Linked DNA regions of Homo sapiens: region 1 is linked to region 2. A link is a loop called in an ENCODE intact Hi-C map of the cell type or tissue named here. Cell type or tissue: PC-9. All regions are shown on one strand. Each heading gives the region's core, and the rest is flanking DNA. Links, peaks and the distances in the headings are about the cores only. Region 1 overlaps ZFHX3 (zinc finger homeobox 3). Region 2 has its middle 35 kb from the start of ZFHX3-AS3.

Region 1 (12,348 bases), core at 2,236-10,235, 160 kb before region 2:
CAAAAAAGCCTGGCGGCGGGGGGGGAAGTAAACATTCACACTTCACCAAACCCAAATGTTCACACCAGCGAAGGAAGGAAGGACGCAGGAAAACACGAAGTTCCCGAGTGTTTCTAGCCAGTAACTCTAGGGGGCAGGTCGGGGAAGAAAGAGAGGGTTTGGAGCATTCCAGGTATCAGGAGGCCAAAGGGAAAAGCGATTTTCCTTGGTTTGGAGGAACCACAACCTGCTTTTGATGATCCATTTTGGTCCCTGCCTCATACAACAAATTTCTGCTTAATTGCTGTTTTGCATTTCGTGGAGACATCGAGTAAACAGTACTTAAGTGTTTCCAGACAAAAACAATAACTCACTAATGACTAAGGCACTGCTAATTAAAATGCCCCCATGATGGCGTGACTGGACTCAGAGCCACCACAGCAAACAGAACGAGCTGGGCCTTGAATGCATGAACCAGAACGCGGGCGTGCAGGGCGGAAGATCCTCTGCTCCTTTCTCTGCAGGTCACCACGGGCCCTCTGGCTGAAAAGAAGGCCCACTGTGACCCTTGCTAGAAGGAGAGGGCAGAGGTGTGGAGAGAATGGGAGGAGTTAGAGTGGGGAAGGGGGGTGAAGGCACTGAGATTTCAGAGGGAAGGCAGCACCCCAATAGAATGCACATTCTAGAACCTTATAAGAGTAAGTGGCCTGGCATTGCCTCAAAACTTTATGAGCTCCTGAGAGCCCCTAAAGAAAAAAAAAATGTGTCCTACTCTAGTAGGGAGAAAATAAGAAGATGTGTTAAAACTGGCCAAATAGGCTGGGCGCAGTGGCTCACGCCTGTAATTGCAGCACTTTGGGATGCCGAGGAGACAGGGAGATCCTGTCTCTACAAAAAATTAAAAAATTAGCCAGACGTGGTGATGCATGCCTACAGTCCGAGCTACTCGGGTTGCGGGACTGAGGTGGGAGGATCGCTTGAGCCCAGGAGATGGAGGTTGTAGTGAACCATGATTGTATCACTACACTCCAGCCTGGGCGACTGAACAAGACCCTGTCTCAAAAAACACAAACAAAAGCAAAACAAAAAAACAAAAACAAAAACCTGGCTAAAGACCCTTTCCTAGTGACCACAGTCATACAAGGCATCCATTCCTAACTACCCTTTTAAAAAGAAGATTCAGAAAGAACAAAAAAACCAGAGGTATACTCGACCACCTGCCCAGTGCTAAAGGATTTCTCAACGCCATAGTCAGACTTCACGAGCGCATGCGACAAAGTAACAGGAACCTAGAAAACTTCTCTTCGTCCCCAAAAAGAGACCAAAATAACTAGCCTTCCCCAGAGCGGGCAGCTTTCCTCTTCAGTGCTCTTCAACTTTCAGTCCTACAGATGGGGGCCTCCCAACATCACTTTTTAAAGCTCAGCATTTAAAAAAAGAACAGGAAAAAAAAAAAGTAGAGACATCCCAGAGTCCACACGCTTGCAAAGGACTTTCTTTTCCTCCTCCTCCCCCCAGCAGGTTAAAGACCTGCTAGTTAGCAACGAGAGCGGATGGAGGACAGTCATTGGAACCACAGGGGCCTAATACCCATTTGTATTCACACTCAGACCCTTTAAGCATATAAAACCGGAGAGGTTGAACTGTTTACATTCACCTAATGCTCCAGTAAACAAATCAGAGCCCCAGTGGAGGGGGTTTCAGGCAGGGCTGCGGCCAGACCCCACTGGGTGCCAGGCAGCAGGAGCAGGATGGGGAAGGAAGAAGGTAGATGCATGGAAAACAGAAGCCAGGCTCTCATCCCAACCCACTCAAGTTTCTCCCCAAGCCTGGGCCCTCCTTGACCCCACGCGACAGGGGAGCAGCCCTTCCAGGCCTGAGCTCCACCACCCTCCATGGACAGGTGACCTCAGCTGCCAGACACCTCCTTACCCCCTACCCCCAGTACCCTGGAGCCCTGCCAGCACCCCCACATAACCCACCAATGACCTGGAGAGGAGGACAGAAGAGGAACGGCCTTGCAAAGCACCTGGAGAAAAAGGGGTTAAATGCCCAGTGTCTGACTGAGGGAGAAACTTCCCCTCCCTTCCAGGCGCCTCCGAGGGTTCGTCCTCAACTACTATTGTTATTCAAGAACTGCGTCTTAGCTGAGCAGCTCCCCCGCCGCCCCCCAGCACTGGGTCTTGACAGAAGTGAAGCGGGGCTGCCTGGTGTCCCAGCACAGGGCCTGATCATATCCTCTAAAACGTGAACAGTTTCAACTTGACTGGGGGGAAAGGGGGCAGGCGGGGGGTGGGGGGGGACTGGCACTCCTTTTAAATGCAGATTTGAACTTTTCACCCGGGGTCAGACAGCTGCGATGCTCTGTCCCCAGCAGAGGCCAGCGCCGGGGCCCCTTCCACCTCACACTTTCACAGTTTTTTTCCTGCCTGCCAGGAGGCCAGCCTGTTAAAGGAATTCGATACCTCCCTCCCTCCAAACCCAAATCCACACCCGCTTCTCAGCTTACCAGGGGCACAAATCCCACTGGCATCCTAGAGGAGAGCCTCAAATCGTAGGAGGCTGGCTGGGTGCTCTGGGAACAGCAATGGCAAAGGAAAATTGTTGTTGTCACATGTATTGACCAAGGAACGCTAAGGTCAACAGTGAGAAGACTCCAGGACTTCCCGGCCGCTCTGAAAGCATCTGAAAGCAGCATCTTCTCTAGGGTACATTTCACAGTGGCGCTTTCTGCTAGAAGCCAGCAGACAGTTCTCCTTGCTATTTCACTGAGAAGAGCTGTAATGGTACCAAGGCTGAAATCATTTAGTTTTGAAAAGAAGTCACTTCTGGGTGAACAAGAAAAACTGTAACGAACTTAAAAAAAAAAAAAAGTCTAGGATGGGACTGCTTGCCTCCATTACACCCCTGATTCTCATGGACAAGGTTGTTTCTGAGTTTTCCATGTCACCCTCTGTCCCTCCATTTCTCCTCCTCCAATGGGAGACGCCCACTGGTCCTCGACTAGGGAAGGTTTCCATTCCGCGGCATCAAGATAAGGCAAGAAAGCAGAAATCCAAATAAACACTAAGAGAAGAAGGCGAGGGGAAGTTTCTTGCTGGAATCGGTGACCCTCCCAACAGTGGCAGCTCCTACAACTCTCATCTTGGGGGGCACTAGAGCCTCTAAGAGAAAGTCCCCTCCAAGCAATGCACCACACAGTCCCTGGACTAGCCAAACCGGAAGCCTGTGTGTGTGGTGCTAGAAATGACTGTGAAGTCAGAAAAACCACACCAATTACCTACAGGTAGAAGGTTCTAGATTCATGCCTTCCTCCTGCCCCAAACTAGCAACCCACCACGGAGAGGGTGAAACGAGCATTTCTAGAGGCTCCCTGCAGCCCTGTCTGTGATTTCAGTAATATACATGAAGCAGTAAGTCTGTTGTAACAAACACACTAGCACTCACAGGAATGAATGAGAGTGGGGCTGTCCCCTGAGGAGGTGGCCCGTGCCTTGCTGCCACTGCTGGTCTTCTGCCTCTGGGAAGGTTTTCACAGTCAGGTGAGCACCCCCACCTGTACGCCAGGAAGCAGTTTACAGAACACTGGCACCCCAATGTCACAGTTCTATCTCCTAACAATCTCATGAGCATGTCGGGGGAGCCAGGCATTTCTGACCAAACCCGCTGTGTGCAGACTGAGCCTGCACCCATTCCCCAGTAAATGCAAGCAGCTGGTCACAGGGGTGATGGCTGACTTGGCTCCATCAACAGAATGTCTCAGAAGAGCACAGGGCAGCAATCTTTTATTCCAGAGCTGCACCATCCACTAGGTAGCCACCGACCCTTGTCACTACCGAGCCTGTGACATGTGGCTTGTCTCGATAGAGATGTGCTGAAGGTATAAAAATACAGGACTCCAAAGATTTGGTACAAAAAAAAGGGATGTAAAATATCTCATTAATAGTTTTATTAATATTGATTACCTGTGGAAATGATAACCTTTTGGATATACTGGGCTAAATGTATTATGAAAATTCATTCCACCTGTTTCTCATTGTTTAATGTGACTAATAGAAAATCTAAAATTACCTACGTGGCTTACACTGTATTTCTACTGGATGGTCCTGTTTCAGAACCTCTGCCTGTCTTTCAACTTCAGATTCAGGCGGGATTCTAAGTGTTCTCGGATATGACTGAGACAGACTTCTCTTGTCTGTCTTGAACATCTCCCTAAAGCTACAATGTACTGGCTCCCAAATGATACTTTTAAATGGGCTGAACAATCTTAGTATCCAACAACTCACTGCCAAACTCAAGTATAAACTAAGAAAAAATAAATCACTTCTGGGACCCACAGCGTGCTTTTAAAAAATAATAATAGGCCAGGCATTGTGGCTCACACCTGTAATCCTAGCACTTTGGGAGGCCGAGGCAGGTGGATCACTTGAGCTCAGGAGTTCGAGACTAGCCTGGCCAACATGGCAAAACCCCGTCTCTACTAAAAATACAAAACAAAACAAAAATTAGCCGGGCATGGTGGAAAACCAGCCCACGCTGGTAGTCCCAGCTACTCGGGAGGCTGAGGCAGGAGGACTACTTGAACCCAGGAGGAGGAAGGCACAGTGAGCTGAGATTGTGCCACTGGATTCCAGCCTGGGAGACAGAGTGAGACCCTGTCTCAAAAACAAAATAAAAATAAGTCATTTACTGTGGTTTAATACCAGGACTACCCACGAGGCTTGTCCAAAAGTAAGCCGTCTCCTACTCCAGCCTGATTTCTTACTATCAAGAGAAGACTTCTCCCTTTTAACTGCCCTTCTGTAAAATATGCCCAGCAGGGGCCTGGTGTCCACCTTCTCCCCCACCCCATACACACATACCACACAGCACACGCGTGCGCGCGCATAGACAGACTCTCTCTCTCTCTGTCTCTCTCTCTCTCTACAACTGGGGAGGGCTGCGGGAGGAAGGTGCAGGCAGCACAGATGTGGCCCCTTTCCTATTAGAAAGTCCCTATTCTGCCACTAGGGATCACAAGGCCAGTCTCATTTCTCTATGTAAATGAACTTTTTAGCCACCTCCTCAAAGAAGAAAAGCTGCACAGATGCGGAAGGCCGGTCCAGAGGCACACAATTACAGCCATTTGCATTCCTCCAGCAGCCGGATTAGCACAGGAATGCGCTCTGCCGCTTTGTGGGGGGAAAAGGAGTTTAGGAAGAAAGGGATGGGTGGGGGGATGTATTTCTCCCTGGTCTGTCCACCCAAAGCTCTATGATACGCTTCCACTTCTGTGAGAGTCAGAAAGTGGAAATAACTCCTGCTCAGCTTCTAAAGAGGGGGAGGTTGAAAAGGCGCAGGGAGGAGGAGGGAGGTGGAGGTAGAGGGTAGAGGAAGAGGAGGGGAGAGGGGCCGGCAGGAGAGAGGGAGGAGGGGGACTGGGTGTATCAGGGGAACTGCCCCTCCCGGCGCTTTGATCCCCTCGGTCGGTCGCTAGGAGAAACCAACTTTTCTCCTTGGGTTAATCAAAACCAAATTACTCAGGAATGTGGCAGGACAGGTCTGAACTTCCAGGTCCCTTTGTCTTTGAGGATTTAAAATGAAAAAAAATAAAATTGTTAAAGCAGATGGCCGTGGCCTACTCAAGAGGTGAAGCGAAGAGTCTGAGGGAAGTCAGACCACATCTCTCACCCTCCAAAAAAACACACCCGCAAACTTCCTATGCCAATTTATTGTGAGAGAAGTTATTTTTGTAGACAACATCCAAAAATCAGAAGAACTGCCCATTTCATCCTTACTGCTGCGCAAATAAAAGACCCTCACCCCACCCTCCCATCAACTATACCTTGTCAAAGTACAAATACAAGAGAACCCCAGATTTAAGATACACCCGTATATCACAACCCGACTATTAAAAGCGGAGTCCAAACTAGCTCAAGAACATACGTTTTCCAAACACAAAGTTTGGGAGTATTTTTCAGTGTAAAGTTCTTCCTTAGGAATACTGGGGTAAGGAGGTATTCAAATATCCGGTTGCTATTCAAATGCATCCATGAAATTTCATGGTTACTGTAAAATTCTGCATCTCTTTAAGTTCTAAGAAAAGCGGTTTTTAGGGAATGACTCAGAGGAGATATGAAATGTCCCACTGAGTGACATAAGATCCCACTGCTCATCTGTCGTCTAGAAAAAGCGAAGAACCTGCCACCCAGGGCTGTTCTGTTTACTAGGAAAGTCTGCTGGGTGTGCTGGCCAGCCCGGCGACAGTTTCAATAAGTCAAGAGGCAACAGGAAAAAGCTGACCTCAGAGATGAAAGAAACCTGGGGCTTGGAGCTATATTAAGGCCTCCACACCTCCTCCCCGGCTCACAGCTCTGGCAAGCTTGTGGCACTGTACAAGATGGGGGCCTGCACTTCAGGCTCCTGGAAACTCTAGAATGCAACACCCTGGCATGTGCTATCATTAGGGACAGTAAAAAGTGACACAGCCCAGGGCACCCAGGAGCAGAAATATGAACAGCCCTTCGTGTGTTATAAAATGCTGCTATGCTTCACTGTAAAACCTGGCTGACCCCCATGTCCCCCACCCACCCAAAAAAGATAAAATAAACAAACAGAGCACCACCGGTTAAGCTATAGAGCCAGGATTCAAAAGATAAAGTGAGACCAACACACAGCCATGACTACCAGCTTGCCATAAATCGTAACTGGCCCCAGGCATACGGTTATCTGGGAAGCTGCACACCAACTTTTAAAATACTCTTCACCTTATCTTTAAGCCCAGTCAAACACACACATACATCACCCTTCTTAGATCTCGGCCATTAGTATTCCATTTAGACTTTCCAAAACAAGGTCATCCCAGAGGGTCCTTCCCCTCTTTCCAGTCACAGCTGTGGACTTTCATCCCCTTGTCCAACAAAAGGGACCTTGTACACAAAATTAACCTGAAGCATTAGTCTGTGTGGTGCGAGAGTCCACGGGGCCCTCGGGATATTGACTCCCCCACCCCCCCAACTATCCAGGCTCAGCCCAAAATCCTGTCTAGAGGGCTTCCCCACTGTGGAGGCTGGGGGAGCTTCCCTAGAGATTAGAGACCCTGCCCCTTCAGAATCCGCTTCTCAGCTGCAGCTGTGCAGCCAAGGAAGGCCTTACCTTTCAGAGAATAAACAGAAGAAAAAAACTTCCTCCCTGACTCAGTAACAGTAGAAAACGACCTGACGTCATGGCTGCAAAGGCCCAGAATCATCTGAGAACTAAGCCATCCAATATGACGGCCACAACTGCACGCGGCTTCTGAGCACTGGACATGGGGCTGGTTCTGAGCGTTGAGACCAGAACATCATGGTGAAATCGTGGGTTGCTGAAAATATCTGTTTTAAAGTTAATTCCACCTGTTTCTTTTTACTTTTTATGAATGACTACTAGGAAATGTACAATTACATATAAGCTTGTACTCTCTCTCTCTCTCTCTCTATTGGACAGCACTAGAGAGGTGCAAATGTTACCACCTCAAGTGCTAGCACATTACCATGCTCTAAAAGGAAAGACTCTTCCTTTTTATTACTATTATTATTATTATTATTATTATTATTGAGTCGGGATGTCACTCTGTCACCCAGGCTGGAGTGCAGTGGCACAATCACGGCTCAATGCAGCCTCTACTTCCTGGGCTCAAGCAATCCACCCACCTCAGCCTCCCGAGTAGCTAGGAATACAGGCGTGCACCACCACGCCCGGCTAATTTTTGTATTTTTTTTGTAGAGACAAGGTCTTGCCATGTTGCTAAGGCTGGCCTCGAACCCCTGGGCTCAAACCTCTGGGCTCAAGAGATCCTCCTGCCTCAGCCTCTTGAGTGGCTGGGACTACAGGCACATGCCACCGAGCCTAGCTAATTAAAAAAAAAAAAAAAAAGTTTGTAGAGACAGGGTCTCCCTATGTTGCCCAGGCAGGTCTCAAGCCCCTGAGCTCAAGCAATCCGCCTGCCTCTGCCTCCCAAAGTGCTGAGATTACAGGCTTGAGCCACCACACCCAGCCCAGATTCTTCATTTTTAAATGCCAAAAAGACCAGTGTAAAATTGAGCAAACAGCATCATCTGGTATCAGGTGGAATCACATACGCAGAGGCTGCTCAACTCCCAGGCTGCAGTGAAGGTGTCTAAATGGGGGGAGTGGCCGGGAACCTGCCATTGTTTTAGACCAGGAGAAGCAAATGTAACCTCTATTTCAGGTGTTCTTAACTGGAGGCGATTTTGCCTCCCCAAGGGACAGTGGGCAATTCCTGCAGACATTTTTGATTGTCACATCAAGGGAAGAAGGTGCTACTGGCATCTAGTGGGGAGATGCCAGGGATACTAAATGTCCTACAATGCACAAGGTGGCCCACTCCCCCCAAAAACAATTATCCCCAAACATCAACAGTGCCAACACACAACCAGGAAGTGACCAGGCCTGAGATCCACCCAAGTATCTCTTTTTTTATTTTTTTATTTTTAGTAGAGATGGAGTTTCACCACGTTGCCCAAGCTGATCTCAAACTCCTGAGGTCAGGCAATCCTGCCTAGGCCTACCAAAGTGCTGGGATTACAGGCATGAGCCACCATGCACAACCCAAGCAAATTTTTAATACTCAGATATCCAGGAGCAGGAGGGGACATCCCTTTGCAAAATGGCTTCTCTCCAGAGCTCGGAACTGGTCATAAGTTTGAGCGGTATAAGCAATGTGAGGAAATGAAAATACTACTAATAATTTAAAAACTATAATCGCTTTGTCGCCAGACTGGGTTGAGTGTCAAGGGTTGATTATGTCTGGGCAGCTCTGTTTTTCAAGCTAGTAGGTAAACATGGGGCTTAAAACTCAAAGCAACATAAGGCAGGCTCCCCCACAAGCAAGAGTAGGCCTCTAACAGAGAGTCTGAACTGGGGGAGTCACTGGCATGCCCAGTTCACCATGCCTGACCACACAGGCTAGGCCTGGGTGCCTGTGACAGGCAACGGAGCAGCAAAGGAGCTGTGATGGGGCCTGCAGGTATAGGAAGGGGACAGGGCAAGGGACAGGCGAGGCCAAGACAGGAAGAGCGTGGTGCTGAATGAGAACAGCCCAGCCAGGCTGGGAGGCCGAGCAGGAGGGGGTAGAGGGGAGGCACATGATAATTAACTCTGCAAGTTGATAGTATTTGCATATAAATGCCTCCACAAATCACTACAAACAAGCCAGGACAAGTCAGGCCTATTAGCATACACAAGCCAGCCGGGGAAGGCCTCTCTAGGTGGGTCATTGAGTAGGCTGCTCACTTGGAGGGCCGCCTGCCAGCCTGGGGAGGGGGACAGAAGGGGAGGGCTGGGGTGGATGGGGGACACTGTAACTATTTCAGACTCTTTCACTTCTGAACACGGTTGCAAAGATGTCAAAAGGAGTTGGCTCTATTTCCACCCCATGGGGAAGAAGAGAATTGCTGGACCTTTTAGTTTATTTCTTCCAAGGTGGTAAGAAACGAAAGGTAGCAGAGGCCATCAGTAGCAAAGAAAGAAATGAAAAGGGCGTGGAGATGGCAGCCAATATCCGGAGAAGCTTTTCAGTATGTGAAGTGGTATGAAGCCCTGATTCCTATTTCATTTACTTCCCACTACAAATGTAAGGTATGCATTAGGCCCATTTTACAGACGAAAGAAGTGAGGCCCAAAGAGGTTAAATTACTGGTCCAAAGTCACACAGCTCAGGCCTCACCAGAGGGTGTAACACTGATGGCCTCAGCAGAGGGTGTAAGGCCCATAGCAGAGGAAAGAGCAGAGGCCACCTTTCCAAAGAGTGGGCTTTTTTGATTCACCTTTGCTTCTCCCATTCACTGTTGAGTCCCCATTTGAAGGGGATTCACAAGCAGTGCTCTGGTCCTCAGCCAGACCCTGCCCTGTTTTATTCTGTAATTATTTCCTACCTTCAAACAAACAATGAGGAAGACCACACCTCCCTCCAGTTACACATCTGGGAGTCCGCACCAGGATTTCCTCTGTCACCCAATTTTTCCACTGTCTGGACAATTTTTATAGTTTCACCAGCAAGGGCAAAATATATTGACAGTCCTTTCCCACAAGGTGTAAAAGTTCTCTGCTTTCCCCAAATATACCTCTGGATTTCCTATCTGTTGAAGGAAAAACCAGCTTCGACTGCCTCCGTTAAAAAAGGGTGTGCAGGGCTGAGGTGACCCTACTACCGTCATTTCTGCCATTCTTTACTTGAACAACATTTTTTAAGTGGGCAAAATACTATCTTATGAAAAACAAACCAACAGGGGCCCAGGTAACACACATTCATATAGTCAGTTACACAGACTGAAAGTCTTCATCAATGCCCATCTCAATTACGTTATCAAATAACATAAGGGGACACTATTCAAGATTCCATCAGAACAGAGATGGCATTTAAAAGCAGTCGCTTGAGTAGTGACACCAACCTCCTGCCGCACACACTGAAATCCATGAGCCTCTTCTAAAGTGTCCAAAAGTTGACCTGACACTTTAACGCTGATGCAGATACTCCACAAAAAAAAGCGGAGCTGTTAAAAGGGAAGCAGAAACCATTCCTCCAGTCAAGGCCAAATGTACATTAAGAACCAAGGCCTTGAGCCAAAGAGCATTTTAGGAAGCAGGGCCTTAAATGGTGGAAGAGGCTTGCATTGCTTCTTGAGTAGTTAAGAACAATTGTTTAAAAAAAGAAAAAAGAGAAGTTGGGAGATGGAGAAGAAAGGCACCCATGTGTTCTTCAGCAACTTCCACGGGACAAAGATGTTGGGAAGGGAGAAGTCATCAGAAATAGGCCACTCAGGAGACTGGAAGCATGGGGAGCAGCTCAGTTCATGTCTACACATATGTGGTTTTTATAGACTTTCAGGAGTTTAAATGCTTCTGAAAAGCGATGTTTGCATACTGAAGGGAGACAGACTTCCATATTTGAACAGGCACTTATATGACTTTTTCAGGGGATGCAGGGCTGAGATCAACTATCAGATTAAGCCCCTTGGTCTTTCTGCACTCGGCTAATCTGCCTCCTGCCTCTCCACTAAGGAGATTCAAATGAGAAGACAGAGGCAGTCGCCTCTGAACTAGAATCTTCCTACTGAAATGCAGAGCCTATGATAGAAATGGGCACCGGGGACCATCTATCCAAAAGCCAGCCTAACCGATACACTCAGAAGAATTTTTCTCCAGTCACACTCCTGGATGGAGTCAGGAACAACCAAGAAACAAGCAAAACTGTTCTTTTGCCTCCTCCTTCCTGAAAGAACCCCATCAAGAAGCCTACACATGACCCCTCCAGTGTGTAAGCCCCAATCATGCCTAACCACCCCAAATCACCCCAAGTACTCAGCCCTACTCAATAACTAACACCCTCTCCCATCTACACAGAACAGCGGGTATAGGCAGTCACTGACTCCTGCCCTAGAAGCATCGGGCGAGGGGTCTCACTCCCAGATCAAAGGTTTGTGGCCAAGATAACTTTTGGGACAGTGGATGAAATCAGCAGCAGATGAAAACTCCACAGCCTTTTTCAGAGTCCAGTGGAGCCAGTTCTCCCACTTCCAGTCCAAGTCTCCCTGCAGATGACTGAAGGTGATCCATACATTCCTAACTGCTGCCCCGAAAGACCCACTTACAATTAAACTCCAGGTCACCAGTTAAGAAAGCCTTTAGGCCCCTTATGTCATTAGCTTCCTCCCAGAAACCAAGCAGAATAGAAAGTGAGAGGCATCCCAGCACCGGCCCATCTTCTCAAGGTGTGGCCTTGCAAGGGAGTTTCAGTGGCTTCATCCCAAACCACCAGCAGCCAGGAGTAGGGGTGGGAGTGCGGCAGATGTTTTGCCCGCCTCACTGGAAGCTTTAGACCTGACTCCAGGGAGGGAAAAGGATGGACAAATCTCAGAGGCAGCACATGTGTTAATACCAAAGCTCAAAGAACACACAGCAGAACCACCTAAGACCTCCAGGACACAGCAAGCCAGCTAAGGCCCCTCTGGAAAGGTACACATCAAACCCCCCACACAGTAATCCTCATGTTGAGACTGCTGTGGTGACCCTCTGATGGACAGGGAGAGGGGGTCACCCAAAAGGCAGATGAAGCCCAGGCATTTTGCTAAGAGGCCCGGGCTGGAGTTAAAACCAACAAAACAGAAGTCTTGCTTCAAAATGGGGCTGAATTTGCCATCTCGCAAACTTTCTATGTCTCCCTCCCTGTTTTTATTTGAGCCCTTATTCTTGTAAAAGCAAGAAACTCCATGAATGAAGGCTGAAAGGCAGAAACGTCAAAGAAAGAAAAAATCCCCTTTAAATGTTAAAAGCCAAAGTACTTTCCTTGGGCAAATAACTCTCTAGAGACACCCCCATCACTGCCTAGAC
Region 2 (12,348 bases), core at 2,124-10,123:
ATGATATTGCTTCTAACAACCAGACTGAAGCGTAGCCTCAGGCTGTCTTGCAAAGCCCCTTCCAAACTGCCTCTAATTAATTTTTATCCTGCCATCCCAATGAGTCCCGGGGGTACAACAACCCAACAACAGAAAAACCCTCATCAAGTCATTTGGAGAAAGCTTTGACGTAACGCTTGCAGATTTTAGATCTCCAAAAGAGGAAATGCTGCAGAAAAACAAAAAACCAAACCAAACCCCTCCCGTTTGGTCACCTCCATCCTACTCGATTTTTCCCCCCAGATTCTCACCTTTTCTTTACAGTGGCAGTAAGTCTGATCTCTCTCTGGTCCCCTCTCACCCACGGCTCTTTCAGAGACAATACAGAGCTGTATTTCTTTTTTTTTTCTGCGGGAAGACAACCCTGAATTCCCTGTGGTCTGGGGTCAGGTACCTGCACTGGGCTGCCCTGGGAATCTCTTAAAAGAGGGGAAGGAGAAAAGCTGGCCTCTCTGGCTTGTAGCCGCGGTGGGGCCAGGCCTCCTCATGCTGTGCAAACACGCTTTAGTGGACATATGTTGGGAGCAGAGGGAAGGTTCCACAAAGAGGAATCTGACCCACCAAACACATCAAACATGCAGCACCCTGGGCCTCCCCCGTTAGAAGTGCTGCTGGCAGCAGCTCAGTCGCCCTACTTGGCTGTGTGGTGGGGGGTTCACGCAAAACTATTCAGGTTGCTTTTCTTCTTATTCCGAGGGGATCTGGGGACAGAGGGGTGCCTTCCTCCCTGGCACTAGCACATGAGCCTCACTTGCTACCTTCCCTCCAGCTCTGGAAGTCTCAGCCCCTGGGATCAGATGTCCACTGATCTCCTCCCCAAACACCCTATCCCACCGCCGTTGCAAAGCCCTCCCTGCCCCTCTGCGTCTGTTCAGGATGCTTCTCTTAGGACCTTGGAATGAATGAAAATTTAGGAAGAGTGACTGTTTGAAATGAGGCATTGAGAGGTGCTGAAACCCAAACCACCCGCCGCCCTGGCTTCCTGGGATTTCTGGACAAAAAAGGTTGAGTGACTTCTCCCCTCCCCGGGACACAACAGAGGAGAGTGATCCGGTGCCAGCGGCCCTGGTGTTAATTTCATGATCACCGGGTGCCAAAGAAAGTTACTCAGGATCCGCTGGACTCGACAGCTCCTGAGAAATGGAGTCTTTGTTTCTAATGCGTCTGAGCTGTCTGGCTCCTTTAAAAGAGTTAATCACAGAATCACAGGCCTAGAAAAAGACTTCTTGGATGGCTCCTCTGTGCTAGGTCCAAGTGAGTGAGGGCTGATCCTGTTTTTGAAGAAGCCCGTGGAGCACCACTCCAGTGACTAATCGCTCGTAATTGTCCTCGTTAATTTTAACCTCATGCGCTGGTGCTTTAAGCAGATTTCCATTTGTCCGTCCTCAGAGAAGGTGGAAGGCATTGCTCATCGCACAAATGGGGTCATTCATTTCCTTCCCTCTCCTTTTTCTTGTCTCCTTGGGCGATCGACTGGCCCAACAGGGAAGAGCAAATGGTGGGGAGCTGGACACAAGTGGGTCTAAAGTCTGCAACTTCCTAACTATGCTGCTAAGCCTCAGTTTCCCTGTCTGTGAAACTGGAGGAATAATAGCCACCTCATTGGGTTGTTTTGAGGATTAAATGAAATAATGGAAGGAAAGTGCTTTGCGTGGGTTCAGGGTGATGCCTCCTACAGGCTCACAAACAAAAATGTGCCCTCTGCAGGAAAGGTGGATGCACGTGGAATTCCTGCTTTTCGGGGTACCCTGTTCTTCAGTGCCAAGTGATATTGGTGGATGAGACAGCAAAGAGCAGTGGAAAGAGAATTGTTACTGGGGGCCTGAAGATGTGGGTCCTATTCACAGCTCTGCTATAACCTAGTCTTGTGACCCTCACTCAGGAAGGCACCACCTCTCTGGGCCTCAGTTTTCTAGCCTGTAACATAATCTCCACCCTGTCTGCTTTGCAGGGGAGTTGGGGAGCAACTGAGGAAAGGAGAGATGGGGGCGGTGAACTGCCAACAGAAAGTGCTAGTCAAATGTCAGGTGTGAAGAGTCCTGAAGGTCGATGCTCAACCAGCTCTGCTGCTGCCCCTGGCATTTTCCCTGGCACCAAGGAACATGTTGACAGTTTGCTGGGATCCCCCTGAATTTCCAGTATCCTGGGGGTAAGGACTGGAGTGAAGCAAGTTAAGGTATATATTATCTGACTCACTTTGTAGGGTTCACAGTTCCTTAGACCCTCAGTTCTGGTTTGTTTTGAAAGGGGACAACCCCTGTCTGGGAGGAGCCTTTAGTCAAGAGGCAGTACTGCATAGTGGTGAAGCAGTTTGTTAAACCCCACAGACTATGGGGCCAGACCCTGGTCATATTCTAACTCTGCCACTTTCCCTCCTATGTCCTTGGGAAGCCGCCTGCCTCTCTGTGTTTCAGCATCCTCAGCTGTACAGTGGGGATAATAGGAATTCCCATCTGATAAGGATTGTGTAAGTATGCACCACATGCTTAAACCATGCCCTGGCACATGGTATACACTCAAGATGTAGTGACAGTATAATCGTCATGAGTCAAATGTTTGTGGTCCATGCAGTGATGAAGCCTGATTCGTTTCTGAAAGACCTCGCTAGGACCCTCTAGTCCAGTGGGTTCTTAAGCTTCTGAGGGCCACGGCTTGTATGACAAATGTTATGAACTTTCTCTGCTGAAGAGTTAACATATGCCCCTAAACTTCACATATATCTTCAGGGTGTTCCAACCCATCCATGGAATTGCTGGGGTTCATAGACCCCGGTTTAGGAACTTCTTTTTTATTTTATTTTATTGCCTTCCTTTATTTTGTTTATTTATTTTGAGACAGGGTCTCATTTTGTCACCCAGGCTGGAGTGCAGTGGTGCGATCATGGCTCACTGCAGCCTCGACCTCCCAGGCTCAAGCAATCCTCCCACCACAGCCTCCAGAGTAGCTGGCACTATAGGCGTGCACCACCACCCCCAGCTAATTTTTGTATTTTCAGTACAGATGGGGTTTCACCATGTTATCCAGGCTGGTCTCAAACTCCTGGGCTCAAGTGATCCTCCCACCTTGGCCTCCCAAAGTGCTGGGATTACAGGCATGAGCCACTGCATCCAACCTTATTGCCTTCTTACTTGCTAGGTCACCAGGATCATCCAAGTACAGTTTTGGATATAGTAAGGAAAAGTATCTGGTATAATAAAATTATATTATGGTTACGTCAACTAGAGGTCCAAAAAAGAAAGAAAATGTATGATATAATTGAACCCAAGCTAGGCTTCATAAATCTTTTTCTTGAGTGGTATGCCTTTGATGCATGTCATTGCAATTTTTGTCCACACCCAATTCACACTGCTCTGAGAGAATCCTGGAGAAACTTTCTCTTTGCCTCTATTTCCATGGCAATTGTGAATAGCCAAGAGTCACTTTGTTAAGAATTCCTAATTCTGGAGAAATGGAAGGTCAAAGTCATGAACCTCTCAGTTAATAGTGGAAGTTTCCTTATTTTAAGTTTTATGAAGAACTCTCTTAAGTATGGTGTTTATAGGCTAGGGTTTGCAAGAACCTGAATCAAAAAACAAATAATAGCAAACATACCCTTCGCTAGGATTCTACCTGGATGACCTCATTATAATTTGGTAGGAATTAAGGGTTAGACCCACAAGAGTTTCATTTTCAGGTTAGACAGAAGCATATTTCAAGTCTCTCCAAATACCTACTTAACAAATACCACCTTTTGCATGTTCTTGATTTATTTCTCTACTTCTATACCATTGGCTTTGCAAAATTAATTTGCCACATGGAAATTTCTTAAATCACTTTCTCACCAAACCATGAATATGGTTTGGAAAAGGGAGAAGGGGAGGACCCTTTGTTTTTTCTATTAAGGGCTGATAACCCACAGGAAAAACTGATTTTTTCCGAAAAAATCAAATATCTGCATTTTCTTTTCTTAGGGAAACAAATACCTGTTTGGAAAATTAAGTACAGAGAAGATACAGAAATACTACAAAATATGGTTGTGTCTTTACTATTTTTTTTTTTTTTTTTTTTTTTGAGATGGAGTCTTGCTCTGTCACCCAGGCTGGACTGCAGTGGTGTGATCTGGGCTCACTACAACCTCCGCCACCTGGGTTCAAGTGATTCTTCTGCCTCAGCCTCCCGAGCAGCTGGGACTACAGGCATGCACCACCACACCCAGCTAGTTTTTGTATTTTTAGTAGAGACGGGGTTTCACCATATTGGCCAGGCTGGTCCTGAATTCCTGACCTTGTGATCCATCTGCCTTGGCCTTTCAAAGTGCTGGGATTACAGGCGTGAGCCACCACGCCTGGCCTGTGTCTTTACTATTATATCCAATTTAAGTGGCTAGAAAGCAAAAAAAATAGGACAGGTAAAGGTTGGTGAAGGGGAATCAGGAACGGCAGGAAGTGCTAGAGAGAGTGAGGGGCCTGACTGAACAGGTGGGAGAGAAGCGGTGGTTGCAGAAGAGATGGATTTGGGTCAGGCAGTTACACCAATGGTGCAGAGAGGAAAGATAATGTAGCAACCACTAGTTACCATCTTTATACGTGTATATCTTTGTATCTCCCTCATTGCCTAACACACATGCCGTGTACATATTAGGTACTCAGTAAGTTAATGAAACAGAAACAAAGAGAATGTGTAAAACACCAGAAGCTGTAAAATTAATTTTGACTTAGAAGTGTACTTTATCTAGGCTGTGATCTTACCATTATTATCAAGTGCCATCTGTTTCTCTTGAAATAGTTTTTTTTTTTTTTTGGAGGGGGGATGGGTGGGGGTTGGTGCAGTTTAATTGCTCTTCACAGGTCTTCAACTGCTTTAATTAATCCCAAGCTTCAGAAGCTCTACCCCGAATGGGATATCTAGAGCTTCCTCCTTGGGGTGGTGGGGAGGGCCAGATTTTCCTCAAGACTGCAATAGGAGTGCGCAGAAATCATATCACAGTGAGCTTGGGAGCTCCCTGTGGACTTGGGTTAGCAATTTCCCATCCTGATGGCTACGGACTTCGATACAGCCTAGTGACGCCATATTTGTAGATCATAGACAACTGCTTACATTTCTTCTCTGAAAAATAATTCTGAACTGGGGCTTGAAAACATAGAGTTGAGAAACAAAGGACAAGGGAAACATTAATTTTGTGCTTAACACTCAACAGTAGTGTCCATCCTGGCCAGAAAAAAAAAAAAAGTGTTCTCCTGGTTTGAGAGAATCTGGCTTTAGCAGAACATCTGAGTTGGAATCCCATGTAGCTATGGAATGAAAATGTGCCATATTTGAATGACTGGTCTGTCCACTCCTTATAATGACATCTAGCCCAAATAATAGACCCATACGTGTAGGTGGCACTTAAAAAATACCATTCACCAGAAGGAGGTTTTGAGAGGACTCTACCTCACTATTTCAGCCATGCTTGAAATAACTGCAAATGGTCCCATGCCACATGAAAGGCACTAAGTGGCATTCCTTGGATGAGCAGGGAGCCCAGGACTCTTGATGGTAGGCGTTCTGGAGGGCCATGGAGCTGGGACACTGGTATTGACATGGTGACCCCTAGTGTTTCCTGTTGGTAGCACGACTTGGAACACCACCAGCAACCCTGGCCTAAGTAGGGCGTCTTTACCATCTTCTGATGGAAGGAGTTATTGCCCACCATAATTGTTTATGTCTTTAAAACCATCATGTTAAACAATCCCCCCCTTCAACTTTAATGCATTTTTCTGCACAATATCCACTTCTAACCCCTGCTGAATAGAACTGAGTCTTGACACTGTTGTTTTCTTATAATGTGTGGCCTCCTGTCTAAGCATTTCAAAGATCAAGATATATCAATTCATTACTGTGGTTACAATGTCATAAACAATGGATAATGGCATCAATGGATGAATTGTTGGAGGAGGTGGGTATTGCTATATCCACGGCATGAGAGCGTGACTAGGAAGGATTTACTATGAGCACATGAAGTAGAGGACAAGCTAGCAAGGTGGATATGGTGATTGGTCCAAGTACCATGTCTGTTGTCTGTTGTATTTTTCATCTCAGTACCCTGCTCCAGACATTGTAGCAAATGATGAGTAAACATAAAGCAATTGGATTGTATATGCTCATGCAAGGAGGTGAGGAAAGTCAACTAAGCGGATAATTCAAACCACCTAAACCACTTCCCCATGACTTATCTGGATATTTCAGAGAAAAGTATTTTCTTTTTGGGATTTGATCATGTGTATTTCTACTAAACATGATAGATGTCTTCATTTCTAATGTTACATACTATAGGCAGACACAGCCTGAGGGTAAAAAACAATGATTACAACTCATTCATTCATTATCACAAACCTTACTTGACATAGACTAAGTGGGCTGGGAATGGGCTGGCCGTTGGTTCAAATCCCAGTGCTTTTCAGTTTATGGTTATTACCCTGTTTTATTTCAGGTATAAAAGATGCTTCTTGTCAGTGTTCCAAATGTACTTGGGTGTCGGTAAAGAAAAAGAAGATAAGTAGAGTATCTGATTTGGTGGTTTTTTTTTTTTTTTTTTTTTTTTTTTTTTTGAGATGGAGTATTGCTCTGTCGCCAAGGCTGGAGTGCAGTGGCACGATCTCGGCTCACTGCAACCTCTGCCTCCCAGGTTCAAGTGATTCTCCTGCCTCAGCCTCCTGAGTAGCTGGGACTACAGGCGCGTGCTGCCATGACCGGCTAATTTTTTGTATTTTTAGTAGAGGTGGGGTTTCACTGTGTTAGCCAGGATGGTCTCCATCTTCTGACCTAGTGATCCGCCCGCCTCAGGCTCCCAAAGTGTTAAGATTACAGGTGTGAGCCACCATGCCCAGCCCCTTATTTGGTGTTTGAAGAATCATGTCACCGTTATCACAAAGACTGTAAGTCTTTTAACTGCATGAATACCATTGGTTACTTTATTCTCTTCCATGCTGGTATCTTTTTTTTTTTTTTTTTGAAGTTTAACCCCATTGCTGGACATACCAGTGTTATGAAGAAGAAAATAAACTAAAAAATGCTTATTTTATGCAGAAAGGTATAATTCTGATTAATAGTAATAAATCAAAATAAATCGGTAGAATTTCTAAGACTCAAGTGAGAGCTTGGGGTTCTTCTCTAGCTTTCGTTGATTATCGAGAAACAAAGGCCAGAAACTGCATGTAAAACAAAGAGGCACAAAAGGCAAATGTAATCCCATCATTTAGATGAGTTCTTGGGTGACATCTTTGTGGTTTCCTTTTCCTATATCTAGACCTCCAGATTCAGTTGGTGGCTCATCCTCGCTACAGAAACTTCCTTAATATGCCAGAGGGACATGTTGGAAGCGAAGGGCTTCTGTCATCATTGGGAAGGGCAGAAACAAAAGGGGACTTTCACTCAGATGCAGGAGGGAAGCAAGTTCTCCCAGGCAAAGCCAACGGCACTGGATTCTTTCCCCCAACCTACTTGTTATATTCAAATACTTCAGACTCTCCTTTTTATAAAAAATCAGTTCTGCCTTCTCAAAGCAAACCATCAACATCAAAAACAATGACATTGGATGTCATTTTAAATGAAAAAGAAAAAGAAATAAACAGATTCAAATGTGAGCTCGGGGACTCTCGACTTTGTGAACGTCCCGTTCAAAACAAAGCTCTTTGACTATTAGGCTGAGACCAGAGAGTTTTACCTTCCAGGTGTATATTTCTAGAGTCATCTGTGAATTGGGGGGAAACTTTGGAAACTGATGTCCAGGTTCAACTATACCATCAAATTCTGGAGAAGATTGCTAACGTATGATCAGAAAGGAAGAAGACGGTTTGTGTAGACAACGTGGCTGGTCCCTCGTAGAATGGGGCGTAACGGGGTACACTTAGGTATCCAGAGTACAGAAAACCTGCTGACAGGTAGACACCTAAGGTGACAAAGAAATTGCCATATTTATTGCTTTAGTGGGATAAAATGCATGGTTGTCTAAAATGAAACGGTAGCACCAAGTCCATGGCCCATGAAAGTGACTCTGCTGCCATCTATGCCCAAAGCCTCTTGTTTCCAAGGAAGCCGGTTTTATAGGAATGCATCAGAACATCTTCTTTTACCTTTTGACAAAATGAAACTGCGTCCTTGGGAGTTTCCCACCCATTGCTCTCTTGGCTACTTCACTCCAGTACTATTTCATTACTTATTGATTTTTCAACGCCTCTCTGCATGGCTGTAATTTACACAAGTCCTTACAGCCCTTAGCGATTCTTAACACCTCAAGGTAAGATCACTGAGTCCACTAGAGAGAGACATTCTTTTCTGGAATGATGAAAAATTGGTGAGTCTCCTTGCTAACACAGGCTCCTTTGGGAGGCCATGGTGGATGGAAAGTAACATCACAGTCCTCCAGGTGCTACAGTGAGAGGGTGAACGAGGCCAACTCCAAAATGGATGTTGTCACATTCTTGTTATGCTACTGAAGTCTATGCAACTTTTATTTCCAGAATGAAATACAGAGTTTTATAGATTGGCAGTTCTTAGTGAAAAAAAAGAAAGCCTATGAAGTAACCTGAAAGCTGGTAACATTGGATTTATTATGATCTTTTAAAAAATTAATCACCACACTAGTCAATTTGTAAAATATGTGTTTGCCTTTGTTGTAATCAAGGTTCCACATGGAAAAAAGAAATGGAAGTAAAGGAAAATGTCAGCATGATGAAAAAACATAGAAGAAAATAAGTGTCTTCTGGAGAGTTTTTGAGTAAAACATACCAGTGTTATGAAGAAGAATAAAAACTAAAAAATGAATATCTTATGCAGAAAGGTATAATTCTGATTAATAGTAGTAAATCGTATTAAATTGGTGGAATTTCTAAAGTCTCCTATCCAGACTTCATTATTTGGCCTTCAAAAGTTTATAATTAAAAAAATTACTCAGCTATTTTGCTATATATTACTAGGAAATATTTTTTGTTTCAGCCATAAAACCCCTTCATGAATTTTTATTTTATATATTTAGAATTATGGTGAGAATGTGATTTATACATTTGAAGGAAAATTTAATATTATCGAATAATCATATGAAAAATGATATCTTTTCAACCAAAGATAGGATTGAATTCTCTTGATGCTTCCACTACAAAATGATATTAAATAAAAGATCCCTTGAAGAAGTGTATTTTAGATTGGCCCTGTGAGGAAGCCATAGTCTGAAAAAACCGATAAATGTCAGACTGTTTACACAGTATCATGTAGCTTACCTAACTCTATGACCTGAAAACCATTTCTGGATGCTTCCAAAACAATGAACCTAACCAATTCACAAATCACAGACTTTTTTTTTAAGCTTAAAGTGAATTTAGAAAGCATCTGGACCAATTATAGTTAATTTGTTGAAATCAGGGAAAATAATCCTATCAAAGGAGCTATTTAGCATTTGAATATTTTTTAAAAGCCAATTTTTTGATGACATACTTTACTTTTTAATTATGTATTACCTGTTACGCTCATGATTATTCATCCTTCACCTGATGTAAACCACCCAATTTTCCAATGCCTTGGGACGTACTGAGATAATTGTAATGAACATGGTGCTTGCTTGCTCTGTATTGCTTCCCTTTCTTTTGAAATGTGCACTCTAAATTTCTTTTATGGGGAAGCACCTTTCCCTGCTCTCAGTTCATTTGGTTTGGGCAGGGCAGACCCTACTCCCTGGCTCTAGGTTGATCCAAGCCAGGCCAGCTGGACACTACACCACCTTGTCTACAGTGATGGACATGAGCTGAGACAGTGAGAGCCAAAGCAAGATCTTTTGCTGAAACCATTGGCAATGGGGGGGCTCTGTCCCCTTGGGGTATTTATGCTGGTGGATGTGAGTTTGGGCTGCCAGGGGCTACCACATGCCAATAGCCCACCTGGAAATGAGGCAAACACAGAGGAAAACAGAACCAAAGTAGGTGTGGGGAGAGTAGGGGAGTCAGATATTACTGTTTGAGCTGTTGAATCCAGCTAAGCCTAAAGCAGCCAACCCCATGCATTTTAGTCTATGAATTAAAACACTGCCATTTTTACTTAAGCTAATGTGAATCTGGTTACAGTTAGTTTCAACCCAAAGAGGCTTGATTAATTAGGACAATTTTATCTGTGAACAATCTGCATGTTTCAAACTTATTCTGAAATAAATTTGGAATGCTTAGGCAGGTTCACTAAATTAAAAGGGCTTCAACAATTTTGTTGTCCATGTGAGAGGAAAATGCTGCAAAAGCATCTTAGACTTGGCTGTGCAACTGCTTTGGTATGAGAAACGCTCTACTAGAGCAAGAAGAGAGAAGCTGAAAAATCCTTAAAAATAATAATGAAGATGAAGATTCACTATTTTTGTTTCGTTTTGGTTCAGGTAATGCTGAATTACATGAAATCTCCTTAAGAATAGTCACTGTATTTTCTTAGCATCTGCAATACCAAACAAAGAGCTAGAAGCACAGTAGGCATTTACTGGACTAAACTTATTAGAAAGAATTGCTGCCTGTCCTTCATGCTTCCTACATATTGATGAATGAAAGCCACTTACGGCGTGGTAGTGTTTCTCAGGAATTTAACACAATCCACAAATGATCAGACTTCTCTGAAGATTGACAAAATTCCCAGAAAACACCAAGAACATAAATCAGTGGGAAGAACATTTTTTTTTAACTGTGACTCACAATCATTTTCTTAAAAAAGGCATTTAAATGTAAAGATCTCAGCTCAATATTATTCACTATAAGTCTGTGTAGCCAACCACCCATTCTTTGTCCCTGGGTGATGTGTAAGAGTACTGCCCTTGTTAGAATTCATAAATGTGGCCAAAACCTGGGCTAGACTCAATATTTCTGAGCCCTTGAAACTCTCTAGAATGAACACCATTAAAAGAATGTGTTCATTTTGAATCACCCATCTCTTAGTTATTTCCTAACCATCTCTTTCTGAAATTAACTGTTGGCCAAAATAGAATACCAATCAAAAGCCACATGGAAGAGAAATATGAAGCCTGAGAAGAAAATATGAACCTCACCCAGGGTGAATAGCTCAAAGAGTTTCTGTACTAAGGCAGCCCAGCCATATGGCCAGTTTGGCCCAGAATCAAAATCAAAGTTGTAAAACCATCGCTATGGCAGGGGAAGATGTTCGGGCTGCTGGAGTCGAAATGACTACACTGTAATGCTGAGACTGGGCCAACCAGATGGTGCTGAGGGAACCAGACAGGAATTCCACAGCAGGAAGATGGACTTCGGCCCCAGTCTAGCTTTCCAGGCTCACCTCTCTGCTACCCTCTGCTCCAGCCACACTCCACTGCTCGTTGGCCTTCTTTCATGTGATGCACTTTTCACATCTCTTTGCCTTTGATTTTGCAGGTCCTTCTCTCTGGAACGACCACCTCCTTTGCTCTCCTCCACCCCCATCAAAGTCATGACCATCCCACCCACCTTACTGTGCTTTTATCCCCAGCCCTCCTGCACACTCTGAACTACCTGGGGTGCCACAAGGCTTCATCTTTCTTTCTTTCTTTTTTTTTTTTTTTTTTTTGCCTCCACGCCTTGACATAACTTTTTTTTTTCTTTTTCGTTCCTATCTTCTACCCTCTTCTTGATCTTCCCAGCCTAGTCTTCTAAATTTAGCTGAAGCATCACCTCCTCCTGGAAGCCTTCCCTGATCTCTCCTTTTAATTTAGGAGACCCTCCCCCATGCTCACACAGCCTCTTGGTGCCTATTTTATCAGCATCTACTCCGTCGTCCAGGAGTCACTGACCCACACGTGTATCTCTTCCATATGCCTGGAATGGCCTTGAGGGTCGAGACTATGCATCAACTGACTTTGCATTCCTTTTGCTTACTGCCAGGCACTCAGTAGGAAGGGTGGGTGGAGAGATAAATGGCTGGAAGGAAGGAAGGATGACTTAATCCTTCAAGGCCCTGCTTTCATGTCACTTCCTCTAGAAAGTTCCATGGCCCATCCAGTCCTCTTGTACTTTACATACAGACATTATTTTTTAAAATTCCCACAATTTGACTTGCATTATGGATAGGCCCTGCTTCTCTCTTTCAATAGAGCGTAAGCTCTCTGAGGTCAGAATTCAATCTCCATCTTTATATCCCTAATGATGCCTTGTTCCTAGTGGGTGCATATTTGTTTCTGTTCCATAAACATTTATGGAAAATTATTTGGTACCATTAGGCCAGAAAACATGTGAAAACCATTCAAACAAATTCTGAGCTGGACAGGAGACTCTTCCTAGCTTTGGATATTTAAAAAGCTGGTCCATCTAACCTGAGCTGGGTGGGCTGGGGATAGGT

The links. Peaks named below come from ENCODE experiments on the same cell type or tissue, not always from the same donor. Only the 100,000 strongest peaks of a DNase experiment are listed, where the experiment ranks them.
Region 1: it touches region 2 in a loop (13-fold over the local background); 7 of 110 quality-filtered maps call a loop at or near these places.

What each region holds. Positions count from the first base shown.
Region 1 is chr16:73,031,263-73,043,610 of GRCh38, forward strand. All of the region lies in intron 1 of ZFHX3 (zinc finger homeobox 3), which reads right to left. Among named protein-coding and RNA genes, the nearest start is that of ZFHX3, 11 kb to the right of the region's middle. RefSeq lists enhancers at 1,285-1,847, 1,783-1,952, 4,189-5,043, 5,044-5,896, 8,950-9,462. In PC-9, for the core only: no CTCF peak of the experiment used is centred there; DNase peaks (open chromatin) are centred at 5,509 and 6,189; H3K4me3 peaks cover 1,186 bases; H3K27ac peaks cover 3,161 bases.
Region 2 is chr16:73,191,348-73,203,695 of GRCh38, forward strand. It overlaps a transcript of ZFHX3 not described here. Among named protein-coding and RNA genes, the nearest start is that of ZFHX3-AS3, 35 kb to the right of the region's middle. RefSeq lists an enhancer at 5,318-5,819. In PC-9, for the core only: a CTCF peak has its summit at 5,618 (motif pointing left); no DNase peak of the experiment used is centred there.